Linked DNA regions of Homo sapiens: region 1 is linked to region 2. The links are chromatin loops, found by intact Hi-C in ENCODE. Cell type or tissue: heart left ventricle. All regions are shown on one strand. Each heading gives the region's core, and the rest is flanking DNA. Links, peaks and the distances in the headings are about the cores only. Region 1 overlaps DIS3L2 (DIS3 like 3'-5' exoribonuclease 2). Region 2 overlaps DIS3L2 (DIS3 like 3'-5' exoribonuclease 2).

The links. A loop is a pair of places that touch in the nucleus more often than their neighbours do. Peaks named below come from ENCODE experiments on the same cell type or tissue, not always from the same donor. Only the 100,000 strongest peaks of a DNase experiment are listed, where the experiment ranks them.
Region 1: it touches region 2 in a loop (4-fold over the local background); 39 of 110 quality-filtered maps call a loop at or near these places.

Annotation. Positions count from the first base shown.
Region 1 is chr2:232,320,564-232,329,334 of GRCh38, reverse strand. The region is part of intron 14 of DIS3L2 (DIS3 like 3'-5' exoribonuclease 2); the gene reads right to left. Among named protein-coding and RNA genes, the nearest start is that of ALPP, 54 kb to the left of the region's middle. RefSeq lists enhancers at 855-904, 975-1,244. In heart left ventricle, for the core only: CTCF peaks have their summits at 2,034 (motif pointing right), 2,953 and 3,166 (motif pointing right); DNase peaks (open chromatin) are centred at 2,044, 3,154 and 3,534.
Region 2 is chr2:232,138,048-232,146,818 of GRCh38, reverse strand. The region is part of intron 8 of DIS3L2 (DIS3 like 3'-5' exoribonuclease 2); the gene reads right to left. Among named protein-coding and RNA genes, the nearest start is that of MIR562, 30 kb to the left of the region's middle. RefSeq lists a silencer at 8,686-8,771. In heart left ventricle, for the core only: CTCF peaks have their summits at 4,366 and 4,565 (motif pointing right); no DNase peak of the experiment used is centred there.

The DNA.
Region 1 (8,771 bases), core at 205-8,204, 180 kb before region 2:
CTGAGGCATGTGGCAGTGGTGAGTGGACCAAGGACCCCACAGTCCCAGGAGTGCTGGGCTCCCTTCTCCTCTGGGGACGGTGCCTTGTTGGAGGGAAGCCTCCCAACAGGGTCTCTGAGGGTAGACAGGACAGTCTGAGGCAGCAGGAGGGAAGCCCTCACCAGAGGACAGGGCAGGAGTGGGGATGGGGTGAGACCCCAGAGTCACCCTTTCAGGGGCTGCTGCTCTGGCTTTGCAGCACTTGGGTGTCTGTCATTAGACTCAACAGTCACTGTGAATGGATGTGGCTCCCCACAGAAGGACTGAGCAGGCCAAGGTCCCAGACTGAAGGAGCGGGGACCGATAGGCGATGTGGGACATGAACCAGGCAAAGGCTGGGGGGCTGGTATCACACAGCACTGAGGTCAGCACCACTGACCCTACCACCAAATCTGGGGCAGGAGGCCACGCACTTCTTTTTCCCGCCTTTGGTGGGACAAGAAGATCACACATGTGCACAAGAGCTGGAGCCTGTTGTGATGGGCCAGCCTTGGGCATGTCCTCATGCCTTGGTGACCAGGACCCTCTTCATGGGGAAAGCCGCCCCCTCAGGGAGACATGGGGCTATCGGGGCCTTGACCAGCCTGGGGGGACTCTGCCTTCCCTGCCTTTCCCCAGCCTTCATGCCCAGCCCTGAGCTTTCCCCTTGAGTGAGAGAGATCAGGGAGGAAGCTCCCGCAGGCCTGGCTGCAGCCAGAACCCTGCCATCAACTTCCCTTCCTGGAGGTGTGAGTAGTGCTGCGGGTGAGCCTCGTCATCTGGCCATGCTCGTGGAAAGAAAGCCAGCCACCGAGAGAGAGAGCCCTGGCATATAGAGCCCCTCCTCCACCCAGGGTGGGCCTGCCAGGGCAGACGTGTGGCTGTGCTCTGCCAGGATGTCCTGAGAGCATATCTGCCTCCCCAGGGAGCCTGAGATGCAGAGGAAGAAGGGCTGGGAAATGCCCCAGGAGGGCAGGCACCACCTGGAGAGGAGGGAAGCCAGCCCAGCACCCCTAGCGCCTCCCCTGGGGACTAGTGGGGACTTTTTTGGGCTGGCTCATGGCACACAGTAAGGCAGGTGACAGCTGGGATGTGTGACCACAAGGATCAAGCTTCAGCCTGCCCTTCTACCACACAGGACACCCAGCAGGTAAAAGGAGGAGCATCCATGTTGCCCTCTGGGTGGCAGTAACGGCCTGTGATGTGCCACCCCACCTCCCAGCCCTAATCTGTGCTTGTGCCCACCACTTCCTGCCAAAAACCCTGTGTTCAAGCCCTTAACCCACTACAAGTCTCCCAAGCCCAGGTTTGACTCTCAGCTCCACAACTTTCTTGCCGTGGGATTCTGAACAAATCACAGAGCCCTCCCCATCCTCTGTCTCAAATGCAGGACAGGGGTCACAATGGCACCTGCTCAGGGCTGTCATGGACGCAGAGAAAACAGGTTCTGCACTGGCAGGCCCTCTGCCTGATGCATTGAAAGCCCTCAGGACGCAGGCACTGTTCTCCTGTTGCCCCACCTGCCCCCCACATGGCCAGCTGGGGGTCTCCTCAATATGCCCTGTGATTTTCATCCCTGCCATCAATCTGTGTTCCTCAATTCTTTTGAAGCCTCCCTGAAAAGCAGGCTGCAGTCCCCCACATGAACACTGACTGTTCTAGGCTCACCTGTATCACTGTCTGGTGCCATTAGACTGTTCTTATTCGGATTTCATAATAAGATATTGTGAACCCAAGAGGAATCAAAATTCCTGCTTGAAAAATAATCTGATACTGGTCAGGCCATCAGCACGGAAATACTTCAGATGCACACAATCATGCGTACTTTTGCCCTCTCACTCCATAAAAACTACTATGTGCCAGGCACGGTTCTGGACTTTTCTCCCCATGCAGTCGGACAATCCTCCTGGGCAGGAGCATCCAGGCAATTCTGTGGTGCCTGCTTTCCCCTCCAGCCCAGCTGCAGGCTTGCCGGAAGAGGGACAAGTGTAGCCTTAGGCCCGACCCTGGGCTGCATTTTGCAGTGTGGCCAGCAGGAGGCAGCATGACCCCATAGCGGGCAGCACTGAGGCTGCAGGCTAAGGAGGCCACCAGGCGGGCAGGGTGAAAGAGCAGGGCTGTGTGAGGTGGCCCCTGGTTACTCCTCTGTGCCCATGCCCCACCCTCTATGGGTTTAGGAATTGAATATCTGGGGGCCTCTCAGGGCTGAGCCAGGCTCCTGCTCTCAGTTCCTGCAGGCGCTCTCCACATCCCTTCTCATGGTTTTCAGTAAACACGAGGACAAGGACAGGAGGGAGGGGACAGGGAGAGGGTGGGGCCGCTGTGGAAGCCCCTGCCAAGACCACAGACCTCAGGCAAGCTGCTTCCCTGGCAACTCCGCTACCTGCTCTCCCTGGACCCCCAGCACAGTCCCAGGAGTCACCTCTGCCCTCGACAGTGAACAAGTGCACTCTTGGTGACCTTGAACGTGAAGCCTGGTGAGGCTATGGAGGAGAGGCCCACCTTGCCAGGGCCCTTGGTGTGGCTGAGTCTCTGCTTCCCTTGCCGTCTCAGCCTCTCCCTCCCTCCTGGGGCTGGGAGTCAGGACAGCACCTGTGGAGCTCTGGCCCAACTAGTTAGGCCACATTAAGCAGGGACCCAGACAAAGGTCAAGGGCACTGAGGAGGGAGCTAGCACCACAGAAAGTCCACTTCCCAGGTGCAGCCTTGGCCATGATGTTTGAGGACAGCTGCAGGGGCTGTTTGGTGCCCTCATGTCCTTCTGATGCTGCAAGTAGCAGATGGGGGCAGAGTGAACAGGTAGGCTATGAGTAGGAGTGAATGAAGGTGGGGCTGACCCCTGGCTCTGGCGGTGGCACCCTGGGGTGGCTGGAAGGTGGGTCCCCAGTGGAGTTTGGGGACAGAAAGGTGCAGGCCAAGCCCAGCTGCCAGCAGCCAGAGTTGCACCGAGTTCAGTATTCGCCATTGCAAATGGGACCTGGCACCACGGGTCAGAGAACTGAGCTGGACGGTGCAGGGTGGGTGGGGTAGGGAAGGTGGGAGTCAGGGCTCTCATCTGCGGCCAGCACAGGCTCCACAGTCCCCCACCCTGTCAATTCCCTGGTGGGCCAGCAGGTGGCGCCCAGCCTCTTTCTCCCCAAGGTCCTGGGATGGGGAGGCTCCAGCTTAGAGCCTAGGCGCTCCTATGGGAACCCAGGGCCAGAGATGACCCGGTCAGCAGGGCCCTCTCCCCTGACCTCCTCCCTCCCTCTCCTGGGGAGCTGTGCTAGGTGCACAGCCTAGGCAGCCAAACCTCCGAAACGCCCCCAAGCTATCCTGGGTGGTCAGGTTGAGCCGCTCCACACTCTGGGCCACGGGAGCCCCGAAGGGCGCAGAGTGGGCACTGGGGCTGCTGGACGGGAGGGCGCCCTGCCCCCTGCCCTGGCCTCATACCTTCCTCCTCTGATGTGGGCACTGGCCCTAGTGTCACCCCACTCCTCCCAGCACCAGGGGCACAGGCGTGAGATCACTGGGCCCTGCGGGGGATGGGGCGCTGGAGCTCAGGGACTGCCTGACAACTGCTTTCCGAGGGGCTGGGAATGGCTGCCAGCCAGCATCACCTTCCAGAACAGCAAGCTAAGGCCTCGGAGACGGGGGCCTTGGATCCAGGCCTGGCATCAGCCAAGCGTCTGGAACCTGCACCACCAGGGCCCCACCACTCTGGAGGTCTGGGGTGGGGCTGTGCTGTGACAGTGGCTGCAGGGCCAGGACCCCAGCTCCTCGGCACTCACTCCCAGCACCTCTCCTCCCTGGTTCTGGGCCTCCCTGGGGCAGGAGGGGGTGGGGAGGGGGAGGCTCAGGTATGAGGCTCAGCGAGCCCCTCACAAACTGTGGCAGACAGCAGAGAAAGGCCACCAGCCCCCCGCACACGGTACACACTCCCCACAGCAAGGGTGACACTGGTAGAGACAGAGGTTCCCACAGTGCACAAACGTTCCTCTAAAGAAAAAGCAACAACATCAATATATGAAACGCAGGGCTCTTCATGCGTTTACGACAGGGCGTCCTTCACCCTGAAGGTGCCGGCGAGCATCAAGACTGCAGAGCCAGCCACTGGGTGCCGCATTCCTGCTGGCTCAGGTGGGACCTGTTTCTGTCGCATCTTAAAGGACGATGCTGGGAAAGGCTGCTCTCACCCTGGCAGGGCTCAGAGGTGATGAGATGAGAAAGGGGTAAAGCGATCTGCTCTTCAGAGGAAGCCTGCCTTCCCTGACCATCGAGGAACTGGATCTGAGTATTTCTCTGCTCAGCTGAAAGGCTGGGGCTGGGTTTTGATAGTCAGGGATCCAGGGCATCTGTGGCCAGGAAGGTCCTGTCTGGCAGGTGGTAGGGGTTGGGGGGTGTCCCTCCCCTCTCCTGGCCCTGCCATGGAGACAAGGGGCTTCTCCTCAGTGGCTTGCATGGAATGCCAGCCCTACCACTCACTTGCTTCTTAAGCTCATGTAATCTCAATTTGTTTCCCTGTAAAACAGGGAAGCAATGTTCAAGTTCCTGGCCTCGAATAAATAAGACATTATTATTACACATCTTATGATGTGACTGGCCTGGGTGCCCCAACTCTAGGACTTGGGCAAAAAACACAGTAAAAGCAACATTTCTAGAAGTTTCTTCTGCCTCCCCTACCCTCACCACAAAGCCACCCTCTGGCAAGGAGGCCAGAGGTGTCCCATTTCAGATCCATGCACCTGATAAAGTGCTGACAAACTCACCTCACCCCTTCCTCACACAGGACACTCAGAGAGTGGCCTTGGAAATGAGCGGGAGCCGGGGCAGAGGGGCAGGACCAGTGCCCAAAGCTGAAAATTAGTCCATTTTCAAAGGCCAAAGGCAAATGTGGGACAGAAACAGCCTCTTCTGCCCTCAGCCACCAGGGCCCTTGTCACGCTCTGTGGGAGGCTCCTGCTAATGGAATGAGGCCACTCACAGAGCTTGTTCAATTAGCTCTTGCTGAAAACTGCTAACGTGGCTTTGATAAGAATTGCTCCCAGCCAATTTCAGCCTCATTTCTTCTGCAGACCAAATTTTCCACACTTGGGCACACGCTGCCTGTAAGCTCCAGAGCCCTGGGCTCTGCCGAGGCCATGAAGGCAGCTGCTGGGCCTGTCTCAGAAGCTGTGTACCCAACCATGGCCTCTTCTCCATGGCTGGGCAACCCATGGGGTGCAGGTGATGGCCACCTTTACGTAGAACCTGCTGTGTTCTTAGCAGCTGGAAATTGAGTGTAGTGTGGTGGAAACCGCAGAGCCCTGGGAGGCAGGGGTCTACGGAGCACTGAATTGCAGGCTGCTGGGGAGGGAAAGTGGAAGAGATCTTGGTGGCAGCTCTGTTCCAGGCCAGGCCGGGTGGGGCTGGGTGCCTGGGAGCTGGAAAGTGGAGGCCTGGAGAAAGGGAGCCGCAGGCAGAGCACCTTGCCTGGGTCGGGGAGGGGGATGGGGAGAAAGTGCAGCTGCTTGACTGATGGACCCCCACCCACAGCTGGCCATGCACCCTGCTGCCAGTCTCCAGCAGAGGGTGCCGTGGCCTCTGGGTGGCCCACCAGTCACAGCTCGGGCCTCTCGCTGACCCCTCTCCTCCTGCGCGCACTGCAACCTCCTGAATGCATTGGACGTTCCCATGAAACCACAGAGAAATGAATGGGGCCCAGTTCACAGGCATGGAAAAGCCCAGAGGAGAAGGCCTCTGGAGCCAAACATCATATGCCTGCAGGGGAGGCCAGAGCCAGGTTTCCTAGGCTGGGAGGCTCAGTCCATGGCAGGGCCTTTCTATAGGTGAGTGGGCGGGCCCCTGCTGTAGCCAGACACATTCTGCACCTGTTTTTCTAGCTCCAAAGGAAGGAAGTCCCCAGAGGCTAGATGGCCACATTTGGGCCCTCAGGCCTTGCCAAAGGGAGCCCCAGTGGCCGTAATGGGGAGCGAAAGGAGACTTGCTGGGAGCTGGGGCCGGGCTGACAGTGCAGAAGGCCCTTGTCAGCATAAAGCCAGCCCAGAAGCCTCATTCGCTCCCCAAGTTCGGGCTCTGCTCCCAGAGGTAGGGGCGGCCTGCAGGCTGGCAGCGGCCCTGCCCCCAAGCAGAACCAGGTGCCAGTCTGTGCTGTGTGGTCTTGCAGAGCGTGGTCATTAGGGCTTGCTGGCTGCTTTATGGTGTTGACACATAAGCCTCTCTCCAGTGCCAGCCCCTGCCCAACCGGAACTGGAAACAAGGTCCTGAGGAGGGGTGGCACGGGCACACAGAAGCCTGGCCACCTGGGGGAGTCCCCACAGTGCCCCCAACAGCTTTGCTTGCTGCCCTGCTTGCTCCTGGCCAGGGGTCCCTTTCAAGCCCCAGCAGGGGAAGCTGGCTTCGTAGACTTGGAGCAAGAACAGAACTGGGCCATCACAGACTTAAGGAGGCCAGCTGGGCCATCGCAGACTTAAGAAGGCATCGACTTCGGTTTTAAAATTAGGCTCTGGGTAATCGGATGTTCAAGGAAGAAGGGTGTTCTGGAATGCACAGGTCTTTCTTTCTCTCCGTCTCTCTCCTGCACATACACACGCTCTTACACCCACACGTTACCAAGGCAGCCACAAAAACGAGAGAGAAGCCTGGGCTTCCTGGGACCTTGAGCAGCTTTGCTGCTGCAAGTTTGAACGTGTGCTCACATCTGAAAACTGCTCCTGCCCAAACGGCTGCCAGGTCAGATCCCCTTCAGCAGGGCCACCACCCCAGCCACACAGCCACTAAAGTCTGCAGGGAAACAAGCGTAGAGTGGTCTCTGCACTTCCTCATCCACTCCTCACTGGTCCCCCACACCCAGTGCATGGGGAGGGGACTGTGGTCCTAAGGTGACAGAGGGAGATGGTGTCTCTGGGAGGCCACAGAAGTGACCACAGAGGTCCCATGCCACAGTGTGGCAGGGCTGGATGTGGAGACTGCCAGGCACTTTGCCACTCTCGGTCCATCTGAGTCTCAGAAGTCAGAGTTCTCATGCCTGGCAGGAGCACAGGGAGCTCAGTGAGCTCGAAGGGCTTGCCCAAGCTCCCAGACCCAGGGTCCCTGACACCCCATCCATGCTTTGTCCTCAGGTGACCCTGCATCATTTGCTCTGAACCCTCTGAGGAGGAGGCAGCAGCCAAAGGCTGTGCTGACAGTGGGAACTCAATACAGAGCCCACCCTGAGAGCACATTGCTGCCCAGGGGTCAGGCACCCCCGTAGTCAGCTACGTCACTACCATCATCCTGCCCCTGACTGCTAAGGGCGCCTCCTCCCCTCTGCCAGACCACAGCAGCTGCAGAGCCCAGGGTCACCCATCTGAACCTGGCTTTCCACCTGCCCGGCCAAGCCCCAGGGACAGAGCCTTTCCCCTGGCCTGCTCCCTGCCCCTAGGCCCTGAGGCTGGTCACAGGCACAGGCGCACACACATGGCCCCCTGCAGCCACCGCCTGGCTGGGCTGGGACACTGTTGCCACCTTGGAAGCCTTGTTTCCAGGCCCCCCTGGAAACAAAGGGGGGGCCTCTTGTTTGCCTCTGTCCCGCTGCAGTTGGATGAGGGCAGAAGCAGCACTCAGGCCCGCGCCACGGCCTCCCTGATAAGGCTGCCCCCTCCTGGTTGCCTCAGGCTCAGGCCCTTTCCTGTCTGAGTCGCCCAGGGCTGAGCAGGGTTGCTTTTCCTGCTCTTGGTTTCGCGTCACTGCCGAAGGCGCCCTGTGCAGCCTCTCCTTTGCTGACGCTCCTCCCACCCCCCACAGAGACGCACTGGGCCTCCGGGTCAGGAGGGCAGGGCAGAGTGGGCCACGGGCCACGGCAGCAGTGGGATGCGGAAGGCCCCTGCCCCTCAGATGCCTTGGCCCACATGACATCATGGCCCCTGGGTGACAGCTGGGCCTCAGGTGAGCCTCTTTCTAGACTGTTCCAAGAGGGAGTTTTTGTGCTGAGCTCGGAGCTGGGCAATGCATCCAGGCATCCCCCATGTTTTCCCTGGTGAGCTCCATACAGTCAGAGAAAGCTCAGGAGGTCTCCAGGTCAGTCCCTCGCCCAGGTCTGAGTGTGGCATGAGGTCCTTAGCTGCTAGTGCTCTGGGGGTCCTTGGTTGTCACACTCCCTGGCCCCCCGCAGGCTTTTGCTGGCCTGTTCCTTGCCTCAGCCCTGCTCACTTACTGGCCACAAGGAGATCAGTGCCTCTGTTCCCAAGGGACTCTTTGGGGCCTCCTCATGGGTGACAGGCACCCAGACTCTTAGGCCACCCTGGATTTCCACTCTGCCCCCTCTGCTCCCCGCACCCAAGCCCACCTTCTCCACTCAGCAACTCGTGGGGCTGTACAGGTTCAGTTCACACATCTCCCTCCCTGGCTCCATGGTCCTGTGGGCTGATTCTAAACCACATCTCAACAGTGAATCCAGACTGTCCTTCTCTGGAGGCTAGTTTTCCTCTGCAGACCATAGGCTGTTGGGTGGGGAAGGGAGGGGAACACCTAGCCGTGCCCATCTATGTATCCCAGAGCTGAGCAGCACATGGAGGAGCTGGTGAAATGTTTGGGGGAACAAATGAGGTATTTCAGAGACATGACTTGCTTGTTTGCTCCACAGAAAACGTTGAGTGCCAAACAAGACTTATTTTCAGGGGTGGAAGCACAGCCCCCTAGTAATAAAGGACTAGGAGTGGCAGTTATGGCTCCTGCAACTTCCCTTCAGCTTATCACTGTTGAACCAGAGGTGTATGAACTTGGCAGAAGAAACCC
Region 2 (8,771 bases), core at 310-8,309:
ACAAAAACTAGAGTGCCCAATATTGGTTTGCTACCCAACATTCACTTCTGTCTTCCTCCTTCCTCACAAAAATCTAGTTTTCATACAGGAAACACATCTCACCTTCAGCTCCAGTGACAGATACTAATTATTCTAATAAATTCAGTGTATGGCCTCCCCTGGTGACTGTAGTCAATAGCATTGTTGGCAGACAGGGTCTCCCTTTTTGTGTCACATGTCATCAAGAAAGCAGGTAGCCTAATCATACTGGCAGCCATCTTCACAACCATAGAGAAACCACCACTGGATTGCTGAGGACAGCAAAAGGCAACCTGATAACATCATCCAGTCACTGACTTTACTGGGTCTGCAGCTGCACAACCTTTGAATTCCCACTATATGAGATAATATTTTCTCTTATTAAGTCACTCTGAGTCAGGCATTTTTATAATTTGCTGCTAAAAGCATCCTACTACAAACTATTTAAAAAGATCATCCATGAGAAGCAAACTTCCCTTTCCCTCCATTCACTCTGCAACAGAAAATGTAAAGCTCTTACTACCAAAAATAAAATCTTAGTACTGTTGGCATCATAGATCTTGTAGAGGTATTCACTACACACTGACATGGAACTGCTGGGTTCTAGAGCATAAGAATACCATAAATGGCCCTTCCTTAGGCAACATAATTCTATCCTAAAGGTGCTCCCTTTATAACTTCCATGTTGAACTAGGCCCACAAAGCATATACCCAGATCATTTCATCTTCATGGAATATAGCAGCAAGGCCAGGAAGCCATCCCTGTCTCCTAGAGTGGATCTGCCTCATCAGTACTGTCCCTATCCTTTGGTTATATCCTCTTTCTTGCATGTGCCACTTTCTAGCTGTGTCATGGTGCTTTAGGTATGCCTCTTCCTTATCAATAGATGGGGGGGATCATCCATAAAAAGAATAAACATTTCTTTATTTCTGTGTACCACTGAGACTTGTATGCCTTTGGTGTCCAACACATGTTGGTGACTGAATATGTAAATAAACAAATTAATGCTTTGTACCTATTAGAGAGGCATACTATTCTTCCTTGAAATGCCAAAGGAAAGCTAAGAAAACAGAGGATGGCAAAAACAAATAAAACTCAAAGATAAGTACTTCAGTAAATTATCCAGTCCTACCATAATTAGCTGCCACATTAGCAAACTTATTAACACATCAAAAAATCAGGAATTAAAAAAAATGCCTGCTACTATTGCTTTTATTCAAAACTGAACTTTTATCAGTTACTGTGTGGGAAATACCTCCTCTCCAATTGTGAGTTGCCAATTCAAGATAAGAAAAAGAAATAAAAGTCATACAGATTAGAATGGAAGAAATAAAACTCTCATTACTTACCAATGATGTGATTATCTACATAGAAGAGCCAAAGGAAATTACATCTCAAGTACTGAAATGAATAAGGGGATATGGCAAGATGGCTGGATATAGGATAATGTATAAAAATTAACTGTAATTCTACATGCTGGCAGCAAACAAAAAAGACAACTTCAAACATCTATTCTTCAGAAGATACCATTAATAACAGGAAAAGACAACTCACAAACTGGAGAGAAGATAATTTCCATATCAGTGACTGCTAAAAAGATTACTTTCTGGAATATGTATTTTTAACTCCAAAAAAATCAAATGACAAACAGCCCAATTAAAAATGGGTAAAAGCACCAATGTATGCTAAAATGAATGGGTGAAATTAAGCAGAAACAGAATATTACACAGACTCAAAAAATCTTTCCAAAAATACAGTATAATAATTACAAGGGAAAAAAGTAGTAAGTTAGGAATCATGGCAGATGCCTCCTTAACCAGGTGATCAAGGTGAACATCACCAGTATTACTTACTGACATTATGTGCCCCCGATAAGATGCACATCACCTCTGTGGTATCTTTCCCAATAATGTCTAATCTTGATCTAATCATGAGAGAACATTAGACAAACACAAACTGAGAAACGTTTTACAAAATCACTGGCCAGTACTCTTTAAAAGTGTAAAGTTCGTGAAGGACAAGTAAAGAGTAAGAAATGTCACAAATTGGAGAGACTACAGAGACACAGCTAACTGTATTACGGGATTCTGGACCCAGATTCTGCAACTGAAAGAGAATGTTAGTGGAAATAGTGATAAAATCTGAGTAAGACCTATACTTGGTATCATACCAAGATTAACTGCTTACTTCTGATAAGTATTCCATGGTCATGTAAGATGTAAACATAAGGAGAAGATAGGTTAAAAGATATACAGGAACTCTCTGTTCCATTTTTGCAATTTCTGTAATCAAAATTATCTAAATAAAAAATTAACTGTTAAAAAAATGGGTAAAAACATGAAAACACTGTCTAGAAGAGGAAACATGACCATGAGTATATGGAAAGATGTTCAACCTCATCAGTAATTAGGAAAAAAATAACAAAAATCACCCAACGATTATCACTATTTTTACCCACCTGGCTGGCAAAAATGAGTCTAACAAGTGTAAATAAGAATGTGGAGCAATGGAACTGCATACACACTGCTGGCAGGACTAAAAATGGGTACAATCACTTTGGGAATGGTTTGGCTAGAAAGTTGTAAAGTTAAACATGTACCTATGTATGATTCAGTAATTTCCTTTTTAAGTAGAGTCTAGAAAAACTTTAGTTAATGAGCACTGGAACGTTTTCAGGAGCAAAATCCTCTGTTCAACCCAAATGTACATTGCTAAATTATGGTATATTTCAGAAAATGGAAATATTATCGACTAAAATGAGTGAAATATGTGAGTATATTTTAGAAACATGTTAAATGAAAAAAGGCAAATGATAGAAGAATATATATAACACGGTATTTTGTAAAGGTTCAAAAACAAGCAAAACAAAATAACATTTAGGGTTATAAATATGGGTAAATTTTTTTTTAAATACATTTTCATTAGTATATTTGAGATGGTGGTTACCTCTGGGGAAAAAATTATGGTTTAGGATACAGGAGAACAGACAGGGAACTTGAACAGTATTGGTGATGTTATACTTCTTAATCTGGTTCATGAGTTCATGGGTTGGTTTTAGTATTAGGTTTCAAAAATTATAGAAGTGTTACATATATTCTTTTTCCTGTGAAATATGCTTTGTAATTAAAGTTGATAAATATTTTTAAAACAATATTTTAGTCAAATGTATACCAAAACCTTAATAGTGATCGTTTCCGGGGGTGAAACTCTGGGAAATTTTCATTTTCAATAGTACACATTTGAATAAATTTAACAGTAAATATTCAATATGTATGTATTTGGAAAAAATAAAATTTAGAAATGTTTGTTAATTTGATATTTCAATAATAGTTGTAAGAGAGAAAGTTTTCCTCCATAGAGTTATTTATAATGATCACCACTTCAATTTTTCTTCACTAGAGCTCCTCCATGAATACTGCTGCCATTCACAAAGAATGACATTCCAACTGAGTCCTACTGTAAAATTAATCTGAATGGCACTGCAACAATATTCCCAACTTCCTACATATGATAGGTGGGGGCCTTGGGAAACATATAAACATTCTATATAAATAAGCATCAGATCTACTATCCTGGGTGATATGCCTATTAAAAACGTACTGAGGAAAGGGACCAGCTACAGACAGAAAAAAATATAACAAGAAAGTCCTTCAAATTGGCCTCTTTGCCTTAAAGAAAACAGGAACATTAAATAGTCAAGATTAGTGTTCTCAGCCATTCATCATCTTTCCTCTACTAAATATTCTTATAAACTCCTAGTCTTACAACTAGACGATATTTAGAAGACAGTCATGCACTCTTGCAGTGATTACCACTATCGTATTACTACTCTTAAATACATGCTCTCATACATGTTGGTCCAATGTTGGAAACTCCATGCAAACAGATATAATGGCATCACAGCCCTGAGAATGTACAAGTGGGGAACAATCAAACATCAACTATACCGAGGGCCCAAACTTCCAACAATACAAAGTAAAAACGAAGTGTGGCAAATACACTTGTCTTTGGCTGTATATTTTATGTATTATTTTCTATAATCAGGAGAGGGAACGAGTTATTTTCGCTTCTTATGGCTCAGTACTATGACACAGCAGAAAGTAGCACTTAAGGAATAGGGACTTCAGGAACGGTGTTTTTATCAGTGAAAATAGATAAAAGCATGGAGAAAAGAAGTAAGAGTCAACAATACTGAGTTATTTAAGAAAAGGTCTTGAAATTTAAGAGTGAATTGGTGTTGATATGAAGAAAGCAAAGAGGAAGCTGAAAGGATTTAATGAGTATAAGAGGAGGTTGATGGTTATCTAAGGTCCTCTAACATCATAATATTTTCAAGAAGGTGCACTAGAAATTGCAGTTGAAGATGGCGACTTTGGAAGAAGTGCCAAAACTGCATGCAGTGCTCATCAAGGAAAGGAACAATTTGGTAACCTAAGCCTGGATCAGGATCATTCTCCTCCATTCCTTTAACTTTTGCTCTGCCTTGACCAGGATTTTCTCAGTGTTGAAGACACAGCTTTTTCCAAAGCTGATCCTTACAGGCCACCAGGTGGAGCCCAACAGTCACAAAAAAAGAGCCCCCTCCTCAGCCTGATTTGCTTTTTGCCTCCTAGCCGGCCAGGTCCATACCCCTTGAAAAGAACATACAAACTCTATAGATCTGGTAATGCGAGTCCATAGCATTATATAACTTGGTTTCTCCCTCAGAGCTATCTTTAAAGAACATGCTCTCAAAAAGGTGAAATATTCCTTTTGCAAAGGGAAAGATTGGATACAGTTATTTTTCAGTTTGCTAATCTTGGAGCCTATGCTTCAATGAAACAAACTAATTTCTTCTGTTTGTTTTTTCTATCAATCTAGTCATGGTTTAATTTTCCTACTAATTACAATTCAATGTATTTAATGTAATTTAATGACCACCTCTTCAATTCCTATCTACCCTGTAAGAAACTGAGTATCTATCAAAACTGAATGGAATGTAAAAGTATTTGCTTCCATGGGTCAATAAATATTGCTGACTGGCTAACAACCACCACAAGGTGAAAAGCTAGGAGACAAAGGTGATACCAGAACAGACCTCCACCCCCTACTTCCCATCTCTACCACAGTCCTCTAAGGTCAGAATTTCCCTTCCTCTGCTTTCACCTCACTCCGTCATCTGCTCCAATGGAACCTGCTGTCCTTCACACTCATTAAAGCCAGCAGCACTGTGACCCATTCTCTGTTTCTCATTTCCACAGCCTCCCATTAAGCCTAGGCAATCCCATGTTCAACCAAGAACTTCTCAGCCTGTAATGACCTATTCATTTTTCCTCCTCCTCCTCCACCCCTCAAAACCACCAGACTTTGCTTGATAAAATAATATAAATGTGTCAATTTGCTCTAGGTCGATTCATGTCACATATCTTCAGCTAGCCTTCAGTGTTGCCAAGAAACACTATTAAGTTCCTCACGGTAGCTGCTGTAAAACGTTTCCATTTTATTCAAGACTTACCCTTAAATAGTCAAGAAGAAACCATGACAAATCTGGGAGAAAGTGACCATGCTATCTCTACGCTCAAGACATCCCGGAAAGAGAAGCTGGAACTGTAAACTCTAGACTGAGGATACCAGATTTCCCAAAGGGCTGAGAAAATATAGGCATGAATTCCACTGCAAGAGTTTCTAAAGGGAAAGATGATTTAAGAGGTTGGGAAGCTCTTAAAACTGTAAATCTGATTATGTAATTGCAGATCATTCCAGCGAAGAAACCAATGTGGCTTTTTAATTATCCTGGACTAGAGTGTAGTACTAAATATTAAAGGTACTAAATATGTTGTAATGTATAACAAAAAACAGTGATCCCTAAAAGCTAGCAAGGGTTCACTTGGGTTTTGATAGCATTACAGAACAAGATTCATAAAAATGTGGGCGATGTGATGTATAGAGAGGTGAACAAGGTTCAACTGAGATCTCTCATGACAATTCTAAGAACAAGATAGAAAATAACTTTATAACAACTGGAAGTCTCCAATGTTGTAATACTCTTTGAGCTGCCCCTAAATGGTGGCCCCAAGGCAGCACTAGGGTGTCAGAGAAGCAATGCTTACAGCAAAGGGGAGGCCAAGCTCCATGTCCTACCTAAGGATCCTTCCAAAGCTACTAACATCATATATTCTATTAATGTGTGCATTCTATTCAATCCTTCTGTTAAATATCTGTGCCTTCTCAATTTGGCGTTCTCCACCTGAGTTTTTATACTTGTTGTATGCCATTGTCAAGCATGGACTTTGAAGTCATAGAACCTTAGTTCTCATCATTTTCTGTTCCAAATTACTCCTTGTGTGTTTTCTAGCTTGATTCATGGTGCAACATCTTCCTAGTCAACCTGGCTCAAGACATTGGGGTCATCAATCCATTTCCATCTACTCATCTGACCAGCTAGCAAATGTTCACCAAGTGTCCTTGTCCTAAAGGAGTTCATGGCCAAGTAAAACAAACAAGCAATTGCAAACCAAACAGATGAGAAATATAATAATAGTACTAATAGAAGCTATGGGAGCACCAGAAGGGAGGCCTGTGAGTCAAGGAACATTTTTTTTTGAGTGGACAAATGAGTTTAAAAGTTGAGTATTTCACCAAGCAAACACTAGAGGAAGGAGAAAGCCACTGTTAGGAAAGGAAGTGTAATGTGCAAAAGTTTGGAACTATGAACATACACACTCAGCTTGGGAAATGGCAAGTTTGATTTTCGATAGTGAAGACCACAGAAGGAACTGAGATGGCTCCCAGTAAATTGTGGTTAAATGCCATCAGCATCCACCCACTCCCCCTAGTCAGAGCCCTGAAAGTTCATCCAAGATTCCATCCTTCTCCCTCATGCCCTATTTCTAATTAGTCATCGCATCTGGGAGAATTTACCTTCTTAATCTCCCCTGAATCTTTTCATTTCTTTTGTTTCCTCCATTGCAACCCTTTATTTCAGGTTCTCCCACCTCATCTGTCTTACTGCAATTGTGTATTATGACCTCCTGCTACTAGGCATGTCCCTTCTCATCTATTCTTTACTCTCAGTCAGAGTGATCTTTTAGCAAAGAGGCCTCTGTCCTATAAGAAATGATCCTGGATTTCCCCCTTTACCTACCTCCTCTAAATTCCCCCAAATTATTCTATTCTATGGAAGAACTTAGAACATTCTGTTTTGTACTGTAGGTAGAACTCAAAGAGATAAGCCATTCAAGCCATCTGTTTTATCCACGCTCTTTCCCAGGAGTCCCACAGCGCTGCAAATTGGGTGTGAGTCATGGATGGGACTCTGGACCCCCACCTCTGCTTGAAACTACTGACGAGGGAAAACACCTGCCTCAAGCTAGACCAGTAAGATTTTCCACCATAGAAATTCTGTATTATGATCTAGACTTTAGTATGTAACTGCCATAGGACTGGCAGTGCCATTTTGGGGCCACGTGTGCTGTTGTGCAGGTAGAAGACTACTGTGCAGAGAGAAGCAGAATAACACAGCTCATGTGCAAAAAGGGGTAAAGAAAAGATACTGTGTGGTGGCTGGGCTAGTCACAGGGGTGAAAGAGAAGCTGTGGTTCCTTTGTTGCCTTGTTAGTTCTGATTTTCTCATGAGACTTCCTCCATTTCCTGCTCTGGTTTTTAAAAGAATCACCAGCTTCTTATATTAATCTCTACTTTTATTTAAATTAGTTCAAGTGGGATTACACTTCTTAGAATCAAATTATCGCTATGATATATACATGCAAAAATCCTTTTGCATTAGACTATAAGTTCCTTAAGTAACGAATCCATAACTTGTTTACCATTGTATTTCTCAGATAATATAGCATAGTGCTTTACACATAGTTGGATCAAAACCAGCCTGGTGAACTAAATGTAACTACAGAAGAGGAAAATGACTTTGAACTTGAATAATTAGAAGCAATTACATAGGCAAAGGAAGTCCGATACTTTTAAGGAGAGAGGTATAGGAGTTGGGAACAAATTGAGAAGGAAGCCACCTTAGCTAAACTTGATTTTTAGGGATAGTTTATGTGGAAGCTAACCATAACACTTTCGCACCCACAGCAGGTATTACCGTCACACTCCTGGTCAAAGCCTGGCAAAGATAAGGGAGGAAACCTAGGCAGTCATAGCACAGCATGTTCTGATTAAGAAAAAGTGACCTCAGTTCTTAAAGATCAGTAACGGATAACCAGAACAAAATGGCAAGGCGACCACCAACATACTCAACAGCTGCAGCCCTCACCCCTCATACAACAGACGTCATTTGAGAAATTCATCAGGAAAACCTACCATGTTTTATTTCTTAAAATAAATTTTCTCTTCTTCACAAAGATTTTAAAAGGCATATTTCCATAAATGACAATTTTTATATCCTTATATTAAGAAGGTAGAGAAAAAGCATGATGTTTCCATCTAAATATGATTATCTTCATTTTTTATTTTGAAAATTACATGATTAATATGTGACTTTTTAAATATTATTTCTTTAAATCCAGCAAATGTGCTTGAGGCTTCAAAGACCTGACTCCCTTTTTGTTGTATTTTACCTTCAAGAAAAGGGTTCCTGATGAAGTAATGGCTCAGCTATAAAAAAAATAAAAATTAAAAAATACCTATAAGGCCATGAAAGTAATAAGAGAAACTCATACTATGAAGATTTCCTGACTACACCCTTACAACTTGAAAACTAAGGAAGTAGTCCAATCAAGTACACACAATGGGATACGACAGAAAGGCAGATAAA